2 separate regions of the Homo sapiens genome follow, and region 1 is linked to region 2. Evidence: chromatin contacts called from ENCODE Hi-C or POLR2A ChIA-PET data. All regions are on one chromosome and are shown on one strand. Each heading gives the region's core, a stretch centred on a gene start or an enhancer-like site at or near the end of the contact. The rest is flanking DNA. Distances are from core to core; before and after follow the strand shown. Region 1 has its middle 82 kb from the start of GPRIN3. Region 2 overlaps FAM13A (family with sequence similarity 13 member A).

Region 1 (5,846 bases), core at 3,327-5,826, 410 kb after region 2:
GTAATGTGGGTAGGTGATTAAAATGTTAAAGTGGAAAAAGTTAGAAACTGTTATGTTTTTAAAAAAGTTTTATTGAGGTGTTATTTACATACCATAAAGTTCACCCATTTTAAGCATACAATTCAGTGAATTTTAGTATATTTACAGAGTTGTACAATCATCACAATCTAGTTTTAGAACATTTCCATTATTCAAAAAAAAGTCATTTGTGTCCATTTACAGTTACTCCCGATTTCCACCTCCAGTCCTAGGCAGCCACTAATCTACTTTCTGTCTCTATATACGGTTTTTATCTTTCCGGGACATTTCATTTAAATAAAATCATACAGTGGGTGTTCTCTTGTGTCTGGCTTCTTTCATCAAGAATGTTTTGAGGTCCATCCATGCTGTATATCAGCACTTCATTCCTTTTCATTGCTGAATAATTCTCTATTCTGTGGCTAGATCATATTTTATCTGTTCACTCATTAATGGATATTGCGGTTATTTCCAGGTTTTGACCAATGTGAATAATACTCCCATGAATATTTGTGTGCAAGTTTTTATGACACTGAAGAGTGAAATTTCTGGCTGGGCATGGTGGCTCACGCCTGTAATCCCAGCACTTTGGGAGGCTGAGGCAGGTGGATCACCTGAGTTCAGGAGTTCGAGACCAGCCTGGCCAACATGGTGAAACCCCATCTCTACCAAAAAAACAAAAGTTAGCTGGGCATGGTGGCTCATGCCTGTAGTCCCAGCTACTTGGCTGAGACACGAGAATCGTTTGAACCTGGGAGGTGGAGATTGCAGTGAGCTGAGATCACGCCACTGCACTCTAGCCTGGGCAACAGATTGAGACTCGGTCTCAAAAAAAAAAAAAAAAAAAAAAAAAAAAGAGTGAAATTGCTAGGTCATATGGTAAGTCAATGTTTAACTTTTTAAAGAAATTGACAAGCTGTTTACTGAAATGGCTGTGCTATTTTATATTCTCACCAGCAACGTATGAGTTTCCAGTTTCTCCACATCTATGGCAAGACCTGTTATTGCATGGCTTTTTATTATGCTTATCTTAATGGGTTAAAAAAAAGGTATCTCATTGTGGTTTTGATTTTGTACTTCCCTAATGAATAATGATGTGGAGTATATTTTCATGTGACAATTGGCTTATTGGTATAATTTATTGGCACAGGTCATTTGGCTAAATGTCTGTTCAACTCCTTTACCCATTTGTAAATTGGGTTATTTGCTTATTTATCTCCTTTTTACCTCCAGGATGGAAGTGCTATTTCAATTTTTTTTTTTTTTTGGAGATGGAATTTTGCTCTTATTGCCATTGCTGGAGTGCAATGGCACGATCTCAGCTCACCGCAACCTCTGCCTCCTGCGTTCAAGCAATTCTCCTGTCTCAGCCTCCCAAGTAGCTGGGACTACAGGCATGCGCCACCACGCCTGGCTGATTTTGTATTTTTAGTAGAGATTTCTCCATGTTGGTCAAGCTGGTCTCAAACTCCTGACCTCAGGTGATCCGCCAGCCTTGACCTCCCAAAGTGCTGGGATTACAGGCATGAGCCACCACGCCCAGCCAGCACTAGGTCAAATTTTAAGGTCATTATTCCTTTGCATTTAAAAAATTGTTTCCACCATGTATTCCTAAATAACACATTGTTTTGTTTTGCTTCTTTTTGAGCTTTATAAAAAATGGATTTATACTGTATGGAGTCTTTAACATAAAATCCTGAGTGTCTTCCTAAATTAAGTTTTCATGTTGGGCAAAAACAATTGTTTTCCAACAATGGTACTATGATATTTAAAGCAGAAAGTTATCTTTAAGAAAGAAAAGATTACAAATGGGAACACAGGGCTGCTGATTCTTGTCTTTTGGAAGATTTAATGGAGTTATCGTAAGTGGGGTATAAGAACAACAAAAAGATGTTCTTAGGATTTATGAAAATCAACTCTTGCACTCATTTGATACTAGAGTGTAGAGGTATTTGCCTCTAGGTAGGTCTATCCTGCAGATTTTTTTTTCACTTTGTGAGACTAATTTTTGTAGCTTTCATGTCTCTTCCTTACGCCAAATATGTTAATTACATCTCTTGTTATTTTCAGTGCTTTCAACATGCTGTTTCCTATCTGACACAGATGTAGAAAACAGGTAATCTAGAATTGTGACAAGGATTAGACTGAATAGGCTCTGATTATGAGTCTGAGGGATTCCCTCTGGGATAAGTTAATGAGCTTTAGCACATGGACTTTGTGACATTTATTTTGGTTGCAGAGGCCTCTTTTTGTTTCCTTCCTTATTCTCAACTTTTACTGAGCAGAAATGTAGGGGTATGGACTTGAAAACAAACAGATTTGGTTTTGAGTCCTTGCTCTGTCATCTTATTGATTTTTTTTTAAAGAATAAATCACTGTTAAAAAAATTCTCTAAATGAGGATAGGAATGTATTGATCACAGTATGACATAATATAAGATGATATCTTTAAAGCACTCAATAAGTTATAAATATTATTATCTTTTTAATATATAAAGAGGCTTATCAACATCAAACTCTTAAATTGCTGTTTGGTGACATCTGAGAGTAGGAAAAATAAAAAGAGTTTAGACAATAAAACACAAAAATTAGTCTCGCGAGCTGAAAAAAAAAATCCCTGCAGTATAGAGCTACCTAGAGACAGACTGTACTTCATAGATAAGATATATAATGCTTATTAGACAGAGCAAGGGAGGAAAAATTGAGAATAAGTATTGGATTGGTTGGAAGTGGTAGTGGTAGGAATGGTGATAGGGAGAAAGTACTCCAGGAAAGTTAGATAAGAAAAACTTTCACATTCCTGGCGAGCAAATTGATGTCAGAAGTTTTATCATCAAGAAAAAAAAGTCCTGTAGAGGGGCTTAAACACAACATAGCTCAGGGTTCTCAAATTTGATCACCACCAAGACTTTCTTTTATTACCTTTCCCTCCATCTACTCCGTTGAATAAACTGGTTTACCAAGAGAGCTGATCTATCAGTGAATTAATAGGTAATGTGCATGGGAGAACAGAATTTGGAGGGGGAAAGATTTTTTCTCCTTTTGCTCTCCAGATAATAAAGGCAGGATGAGTTTGGGGCAGCAGAGACTATAAGATAGAGAGGTTAAGAGGAGGTTTAGCTCTCAGTTTCACCAAGGTTTATGGGCTTTCTCTGATCCTTACCTAGAGACACCATTATTTTTCCTTATGTGCTGAATTGAGTTTAGCTTAAGTGCAGTAAAACTATAGGGTTCACTAGCTCAAGGGTCTTTAGGCATTGGAAAGTCAGGGAGACAACTTCATGGGATTGGCAGGCAATCCCCAGAAAGTACCTGGAGCTGTGGTAATGGTATTTATGATGGATTTGCAAACAGCAGAAACCATCTAAAAGCGAGGAGGGGAAGAATACAATTTTACTGTTTTGTGGGCATTTGTGTAACTCCCCAGGGATTGTCAGAGGTGGCTATGTGAAATATAATTAAGGAGGTAGCTGATAATTGTACAGATAAGCGTGATAAATCAGATAAATTTTGGCTTAAATCATGATGTATGGTCATTCAAATCCACAGACGGGTAAGAGCTCAAGGTTTTTGAATTATGTAAATAATTTATTTTTTCAAATATGTTAATCTAGGACAAAAGTAATTACAATTATGCAATTATAATTAAGTTCTTTAGAAATATGTTATTTTAGTTAGCATACACATTACGATTCACGCATGGGTCTCTTGTAGGGCATAGACCTTTCTATTCCATTCTAGAATAGCTGTGTGTTAAAGAAGATAACTCAGAGGCATGAGTGGATTGTACAGCAGTCAGCTATGCTTGTAGCCTATTTTGCCCATCTCATCTCTAAAGATAAAATACTTCAGTTTTTTTGGGTGGAATTGGTGAAGAGACAGATGTCTCAGGCTTGTGGCAGAATGTCACCTTGGCAATTAATGGGGAAAGCAAAGACCCACGGCTTACTTACTACTAATTAAGAAGTCACAGTACAGACCTAAGGAGAAGAAAGATCTAGCATGGTGGCAGGCTGGAGCAGACAGGGTGGAGGTTGTAGCAACTAGCTGATGGGGCATTTATGGGCTTAGTTGTGTGAACAAATGTGAACTTGAAAGAGTCAGTCCTTCAGAATGGATCCCAAGTGGCTATTTAAAATAGACCAAGGAGCTATGTGCTGACTAAAGTTCACACACATACTCTGAGATGCACAAAAAGCCACACTTTTTTAACTTTGGGACTTTCAGAGCTCACCTGAACCAACCAGTCACAGCTTGGCTCTATCAATCAATCAGAACTCAGCTGTGTCAGCCAATCAGCAATAAGGAAGTTTGAATCCTTTGTTTACATAAAAGGACCTGCTCGGGAAGCTGGGCTGAAGCTTTTGCTATAAAACCCACACTCTTTCTTTGTTCTCTGGAACCACCTTTGTTTTACACCTAAGGCTGTGTCTCACCAGTTAGCAAACTGTTCACTGGAATAAAGTCTCTTTCCTTCAAATTCCTTTTCAGAGAACTTTTGTTCACAGTTGGCAGGAGGGAGAGTGGAGGGGAACTACCTCTAGGGCCTACCAAGAGTTTCAGAGACAGGTCATCCAGACCTTTCCAGCAGAGGGCAGTCACAGCTTGGTTTTTCTCATGCAACCCGTGGCTTCATTCCTTGGGTTTCACTGCCCTGGCAAGGCTAACTCCAGGTTCCAACGCTTAGGGTAGGGCAGTTCACTCTCTTTTTCTTTAATCCATGGATACGGAAAAGGCTTTTACTGAGGTCTCAAATTCCAGAGAAGACCTTGGCGATATTGTAACTACATTTTTTTTTCATACAGGGTACAGAAATGAAGATGTATCTACGTAGATTTTCTTTTTGCTTCCCTGCTCTCAAGTTTGATCAACGATCATGTTGGAACGTGTCTGTTCAGAATTTAATATGATTTAGACAAAGGCTTGAAGTTATGGTTGCTTAATTGAAAGTTTCTTGCAAAAGAGAAAAAATACAGACGTTTGAAGGTGGAAAACTAAGAGATTTAAGAAATATATGAGGAAACTCCTTTTCCCCTCCACCAGCTTGAGGAACTTCAAACACCTAGAAGGCATTTATTATTCAAATAATTATTTTGTTAGTGATTACTGATAATTTATTAAAGTCCATAGTCCAGAAATCTGTTAATTAACTTTATATTTAAAAATTAAAATGGAATGTTATGCCATTCTTACCAACAGCCAGGTTTTAGATAACGATGTGGTATAAATGATTTCAATTAATTACTGTTTCCTTCTCTTATTTAAATTTAGGATTCAATATTTATTTTTGCCAAATTATTAAAAAAATTTTTCCGTTTCATTAGGGAAGTTAGTTTAAGAGACTTAACCTCGCAATAAACTTCCAATTAGACAGTTTATTACAAAGTCTTACGTAGTGCATTCTTAATTTAAATATTATTCATTTCTAGCTGAACTTTCACGAATGATGTAAAGTTATTAATTACTGATACTACAGCTGAGTAAAGTAAGTCTTTGGTTCCAACTGAACCAGGAGAGAAAGGTCATTATATGTCTAAGAACTGGGCCCGCCTTACCTTTGGAGGAAGGGTACGACAGAGCACAGATTTTATGTTCTAAAGATGGCGGCACCAATATGGTTATCAAACTCACATGATTTCCTTACAAGGCGATTGACACACTTCTCAGTGGGGTTTGTTTTCTCCCCTTGAATCTAGGCAGGGCTTGTAACTGCCTTGACTAATGGAGTATCTCAGAAAGGATGCTATACAATTTCTAGTGCTAGTTCATAAATGGGATGTAGTTTCTGCCTGTCTCTACTGGAGGGACGTATAGGAATGGTGTGCCAGG
Region 2 (5,700 bases), core at 490-2,989:
ACAACATGGATGAATCTTGAAAACATTATACCAAGGGGAAGAAACTACTCACAAAAGATTACCTATGATATGATTACATGCAAACTGATGATATGATTACATGCAAACTGTACAACTCTGTGAATATACTCAAAACTATTGAATTGCATATTTGTATGATATGTGAATTATATCTCAATAAAGCTGTTAAAAAATTATTTCTATAGCCAAGCATGGTGGCTCATGCCTGTAATCCCAGCATTTTGGGAGGCTGAGGCGGGTAGATCACTTGAGGTCAGGAGTTTGAGACTAGCCTGGCCAACATGGTGAAACCTCGTCTCTACGAAAAATACAAAAATTAGCTGGGCATGGTGGTGCATGCCTGTACTCCCAGCTACTCAGGAGGGTGAGCCAGGGGAATTGCTTGAACCCAGGAGGCAGAGGTTGCAATGAGCCAAGATCGTGCCACTGCACTCCAGCCTAGGGGACAGAGCAAGACTCTGTCTCAAAAAAAAAAAAAAGTTATTTCTAGTTCTTCTTAAGGTAAGAATAAATAGTGCATTAAAAATGTTTAATACAGAACATACTATTCCATTGGGAATCCATTCTGCACCACAGACAAATGTAAGTTTCATAGGAAAAAATAGGGTGAAAGCTTTGAGAGTTTCAAGAAATTTGGTTCAATTCTATTTTCAACAGTACTTCCTGCAAACCATTCCAGAGGTCATCTTCCAATATTGATGCGATGAAATGCACTGCAATGATATAGCACTACCTGAACTGTGCTAAGCACTTTTGCATTGATGGAATTGAAACTGTATTGCAAGCATAAGAAGACAAAACTAAAAGAAAAGCAACATACCCTTTACATCTGAGTAGTTTCATCATTTACAAAACAAACAAAACAAAACCCACAAAACCAAAACTATCACTTTTTCTTTTTCTTGAGACAGAGTCTTCCACTGTCGCACAGACTGGAGTGCAGTGGCATGAACTCAGCTCACTGCAACCTCTAACTCCAGGGTTCAGGTGATTCTTGTGCCTCAGCCTCCCAAGTAGCTGGGATTACAGGAGCATGCCAGCACGCCCAGATAATTTTTTTTTTTGTTTTTCTTTTTGTATTTTTAGTAGAGACGGATTTCACCATGTTGGCCAGGCTGGTCTCAAACTCCTGACCTCCAGTGATCCCCCCCGGACTTGGCCTTCCAGAGTGCTGGGATTACAGACATGAACCACTGTGCCTAGTCCTATCACATTCTTTAACTCCAAAATCTCCCTCATAAAATAAGTACCTTGGGTGGTATCATCTCTTACAGACAATGAAAATGACCTGCTCAAATTCATATATGGCCAGCTAGCTGTCAGTGTCTATATATGTTTTCTGATGGCAAGTTTACCACTGGTTTGTACTGAATAGTTAACATCTTTACTTTTTCAGTGGTTTAGACAGGATGATCCTAAAATTTGAAAATATCCTCACCTTAGTTCATGTTATCTTCTTTATTTGGAGTAATTAGCAAATATTTGGGCTCCATGGGTAATTAAACCATCATGTGAGAACAGAGCCCACAGAGATCTTATTTGTTCTCACTGACAGTGATAAAGCATAAATTCAGACACACAACCCATAGGCACTGGCCCAGATTTAAAGTGAGGCAGCTTTTAACTCCCTCCCAGACTGTGTTTGTGGAGGGAGAGGGCAGTGCCAGGAGTGCTACCAGAGTGCCAACAAGTTAGGAAAAACAGAGACTTCTAGATAAATTAACTGAAAGGTGTCATCTCCACGAGCAGCAGAGGGCTCTCTAACACCACACAGAAACTCACAAGCTGGCCCAACATTACCTGGGTTCTTCCCTGGTGAACTCCCATACCATCCCCATGTTATCAACGTTTACGTTGGCAAAAGGATATTCTAAAGAGCGATGCTTAGGAAGAACTGATGAATTCTACTGATAAGAAGCTTCAGTGAAACTTTTAGATATTGGGTCACTAATACATGTTTATTAATCGTCTTTAAGTCTTTTTTGAAGAAGAGCCACTGCAATTTGGAATTATGATGTGCTTCACCATCATAAAACAAATATTCAATAATATACACTGGATATCATTATTTGCTACATGAAAAAAATAATTACATAGACATGATTGATTTCAGCTTCTCACTTTGGTAGACAAACCCAGGAAAGAACAGGATGCCAACACATGAAAGCAGATGTCAATGCACTGAAATCAAAGGAATCCACATCAATCATCAGCACTCACAGGTTCATAACTTCATCTCATCTGCCATCATTATTCCTTGTGGATATAAATTCAGTTAGTTTACTGGAAAGTTAGTCTAGCAAATTAAAATACTGCAATGAAAGTTGAGAGTTTTGTCATAGCTATGACTCAGAGTTAAAATTTTGTATCTTAGCCTGCTTGAGTCTTTCTATACATAAAATAGAGATCCTTACCTACATCCCCACAATACCTAAGGGGAAGAAAACTCAATGAAATATGAATTGTACAAAGAGCCTGTGGTACAAACTAGGCCTGAGATCTGACAAAACAGATTATCTCATTAGTGACAGAAGGTAAATTTAGTCACCTGAGAAAACTTATATTTCAATTCTTAGTTTAATATAGTTTCTCCCTCCCTTTATTTCTGATATTATTTTATTTTTCTCAAGGAACTTTTTCCGATGCTAAGAATATCCATATAAGTTGATACACTATGTTGAGTTTCATTATTAGCTATAAGTAGTATGTAAATATTTTAGTATTTTAAAAAATAACTGGGACTGTTTAATTATCTCAATAGAGATAGTTAATAAGATCCTGTCTTTAAGCCATGTAGTGAATCATTAAGAACTGAGGACTTTACAGAAGGTTGTAATTTAAACATTCAGCCTCTGCCATGTTTTTTCTAAAGATCATGAGTTTCTAAACAGCCAACTCCATCCTGGAAACTCTGCCAATAACATTCAGTAATAAACAGATAGCAAGACACATTTTATTTCATTTTTAGTTTTTGACCTTATCTGTCATTCTCATCTTGGCTACAGATTAGCAGTAACAACGTATCTTCTATACACTCTCACAATACGCTAAGAAAGGCTAAAGAGGCATTTATGAAAACTGTAAGTTAAGTAGACATTAGGGTACAAACATGCCCCTAATAAAATCACACACTTACACGGGGTTAAATAATACACAGGATAATATTATCCATCTAGGCACATCTCTATTATTACTATGCTAATCATACTGTGTATTACTGAATTCACCACATGGTACTGTAATTGTCTGGTAATGTGTCTGCATCCTAACTAGCATGTGACCTCTTTGAAGGAGAGCTGTGTCTTAATTACCTTAGGATAACTGGCAGTACAGAGTAGTGTTCAGTCAAAGAGAAAATATTAAACAACACTCTAAGTATGTTTTGTTTTAATAGGTAAAACTGACAATTTAGGAAATGAAAGCATCAATTATGAAAAAATCCTCACATAAGGTCAGATATTAAATATGCTATTTGGAGATGTTGAGTAGTATAATGCTAGATTCCTATATATGCCAGCTGTCACTAGCTTTATAAGCGCTATAATCATTAACTAGAATTTAGATCAGTGTTTCTCTACGAGTGGACCATCTGCATTAGATTTAGGAAGCTTGTTAAAATGCAGATGCTCTCTCTGCTACCTCCAGATTTGGATGCAGTGAGTCTAGGGAAGGAGGGCAACAGGAAGGATTTGATTTGAAAAATAAGTTCCTTAGGTAATTCTCATGCACTCAAAGTATGAGAAGCATTGAACTCTCTGCTAAATACAAACAGTGAGCATGAATTTCTTTAGCTGCTATTTAAAGCTATTCTTTTACACATCCAATTTCAATGTAGTTTCTATCCCTTGGTGCTCTTAAACAGAATGGAACAAAGCACTCCTTCCAAGAATACTGCTAAGGCTCTGGAACCTTCCTGCTTCAGGCCCATAACGGTGGGGAGAGTCCGCAATAGTCATCATTACCACGAGAGTCACAGAAATCAATAGCCAAAGATACCAAACTGGGATTTGAAGAAACAATTACACGTAAGGGCGGGAAAGTTTTCTACACAAATGCTTAAATTCACAAGGCACGCTTAACAAAGACAACCGCACAAACCTGGTCTTTACCTTCAGGAGGTTTATAACCAAAGGTAGGTACAGGCTGGCAGTAAAGATTGCAGGGAAATCAGTCAAATTAAACTCTAAGAGCTGGGTAAACATTGCGGCAGTGAATGCACGTAACAGCGCTCTTCAGAATGGTAATGCAAAGAAACAAAAGTAGCAACTCAACATTCTTGAATGCAAATTCAAATTATTCCTGCATTTATTCCTACTAGGTTCATTAATCATGACTAAAAATACAAAATAATTTACAGGAAATAATGATGGTTTTATTTTAGCTTTAATCGTTTTGATTGCCTAAACAATGTTTTAACAGTATAAAGATCTATTTTCTTCTTAACAATTATTAGAGCATCACATGGCTGGCTATTAGAGTTCAGTAGTAGCCAATATTCTTATCTAGAATACAATTCGCTTAAAACCCTTAAGAACTGATGTCATTATAAGGGGAAAAATGTCTCCAACTTTAAAGTTGGAAACCAAATCAAGACTCCACAAAGTGTTTTAGTCTCTCACAAGCTTTAAGCATGTGGACATTTTCACTGAGTTCACGTAGAAAAATTTTAGATATATTTGTAAACCACTTTCTGCTCCCTTGGATTCTTAATTTTTACAAAAGGAACTCTTTGGACACCCCCATCAGGTTCCCATGACAGTGTCCTTGTTAGTACAGTGAAGGAAAAATGACTATACTGTTTTATCTCACTGTAAGTATCTGTAGAAACCATTTTGCAAATAAGCAATGTTTTAAAGCTTATTTTTCATTGCTAAAACAAAAACATTCACTGAAATATTTGTGGCATGGTTTTTAAAAATGAAATTAGTTTTTGTCTAGTTTTTTTTATCCTTAAATAAACCACATTTACTATTTGATTTAAAATTTTTTTTTTACTAATAAAACCTTCTATAGTTTTCCTAAATGAAACATTTCTATGGAATGAAATGCCACTGCATGTAAAGCAGTTGAAGTTGAAATAGGACAATATGATTAGCAAAGGTAATGTTTAAAATCCTAAAATGTGACCTTGGGCAGCCCTGAGGCCCTCTCCATGCCTACATTCTTCACTTCTTAGTTCACAACAGTGTTCTTTTTCATAAGACCCTTTGTTTAAATTTACCTTTCTCTGCTTTGGTATAACTCCTTCGCCTCCCCCCAGACCCACAATCTATATTATAATCACGAAGGAACAAAAACAGTCTTGCACTCAATCATTCTTACTAAGCAGTTTTAAAAAATGCTATTTGTGTAATAAATCTGTCTGGAATTATTGAAGGGGAAATGTTATCCTTAACATTTATTCTCACATATTATGATGTACTTATTCATGGAAAATCCTTGCCTAGATCTGAACTCCAGAAGAGAAGAATCTTGTGATGCATTTTAAAAGGTCTTCAGCCTATCAACATCCTTTAAAATAGCCTTAGCAGGAACACTGCTAAGAAGCGGATTCAGTTTTTATTATAAACTCGCTCATTATACTTCTCAGTCCATGTTTTTCTTCAGATTTCAAAGGTATTTTCTTATATTCATTTCCATTCAGAGAAGGATATAACTAAATACAACAATCAAGTGAAA

What was found. Hi-C counts contacts between places; a loop is a spot of excess contacts on that map. ChIA-PET counts read pairs that join two places held with the same protein, here RNA polymerase II (POLR2A). Pooled maps may share reads with other maps.
Region 1: a map of MCF 10A shows a loop between it and region 2 (11-fold over the local background). The contact joins two enhancer-like sites. A Hi-C loop is called at or near these places in 2 of 168 maps with a recorded cell type or tissue (MCF 10A and naive thymus-derived CD4-positive, alpha-beta T cell), 3 of 37 single-sample maps with no recorded cell type and 13 of 50 pooled maps. POLR2A ChIA-PET finds 5 or more read pairs at or near these places in 1 of 52 experiments (OCI-LY7).

What each region holds. Positions count from the first base shown.
Region 1 is chr4:89,222,540-89,228,385 of GRCh38, forward strand. No RefSeq gene overlaps it. Among named protein-coding and RNA genes, the nearest start is that of GPRIN3, 82 kb to the right of the region's middle. Within about 2 kb of position 4,577, at least 2 of the 41 ENCODE cell types and tissues checked have a DNase peak (open chromatin) inside an H3K27ac peak, as active enhancers do.
Region 2 is chr4:88,817,077-88,822,776 of GRCh38, forward strand. The region is part of intron 7 of FAM13A (family with sequence similarity 13 member A); the gene reads right to left. Among named protein-coding and RNA genes, the nearest start is that of FAM13A-AS1, 110 kb to the left of the region's middle. RefSeq lists an enhancer at 5,540-5,700. Within about 2 kb of position 1,740, at least 8 of the 41 ENCODE cell types and tissues checked have a DNase peak (open chromatin) inside an H3K27ac peak, as active enhancers do.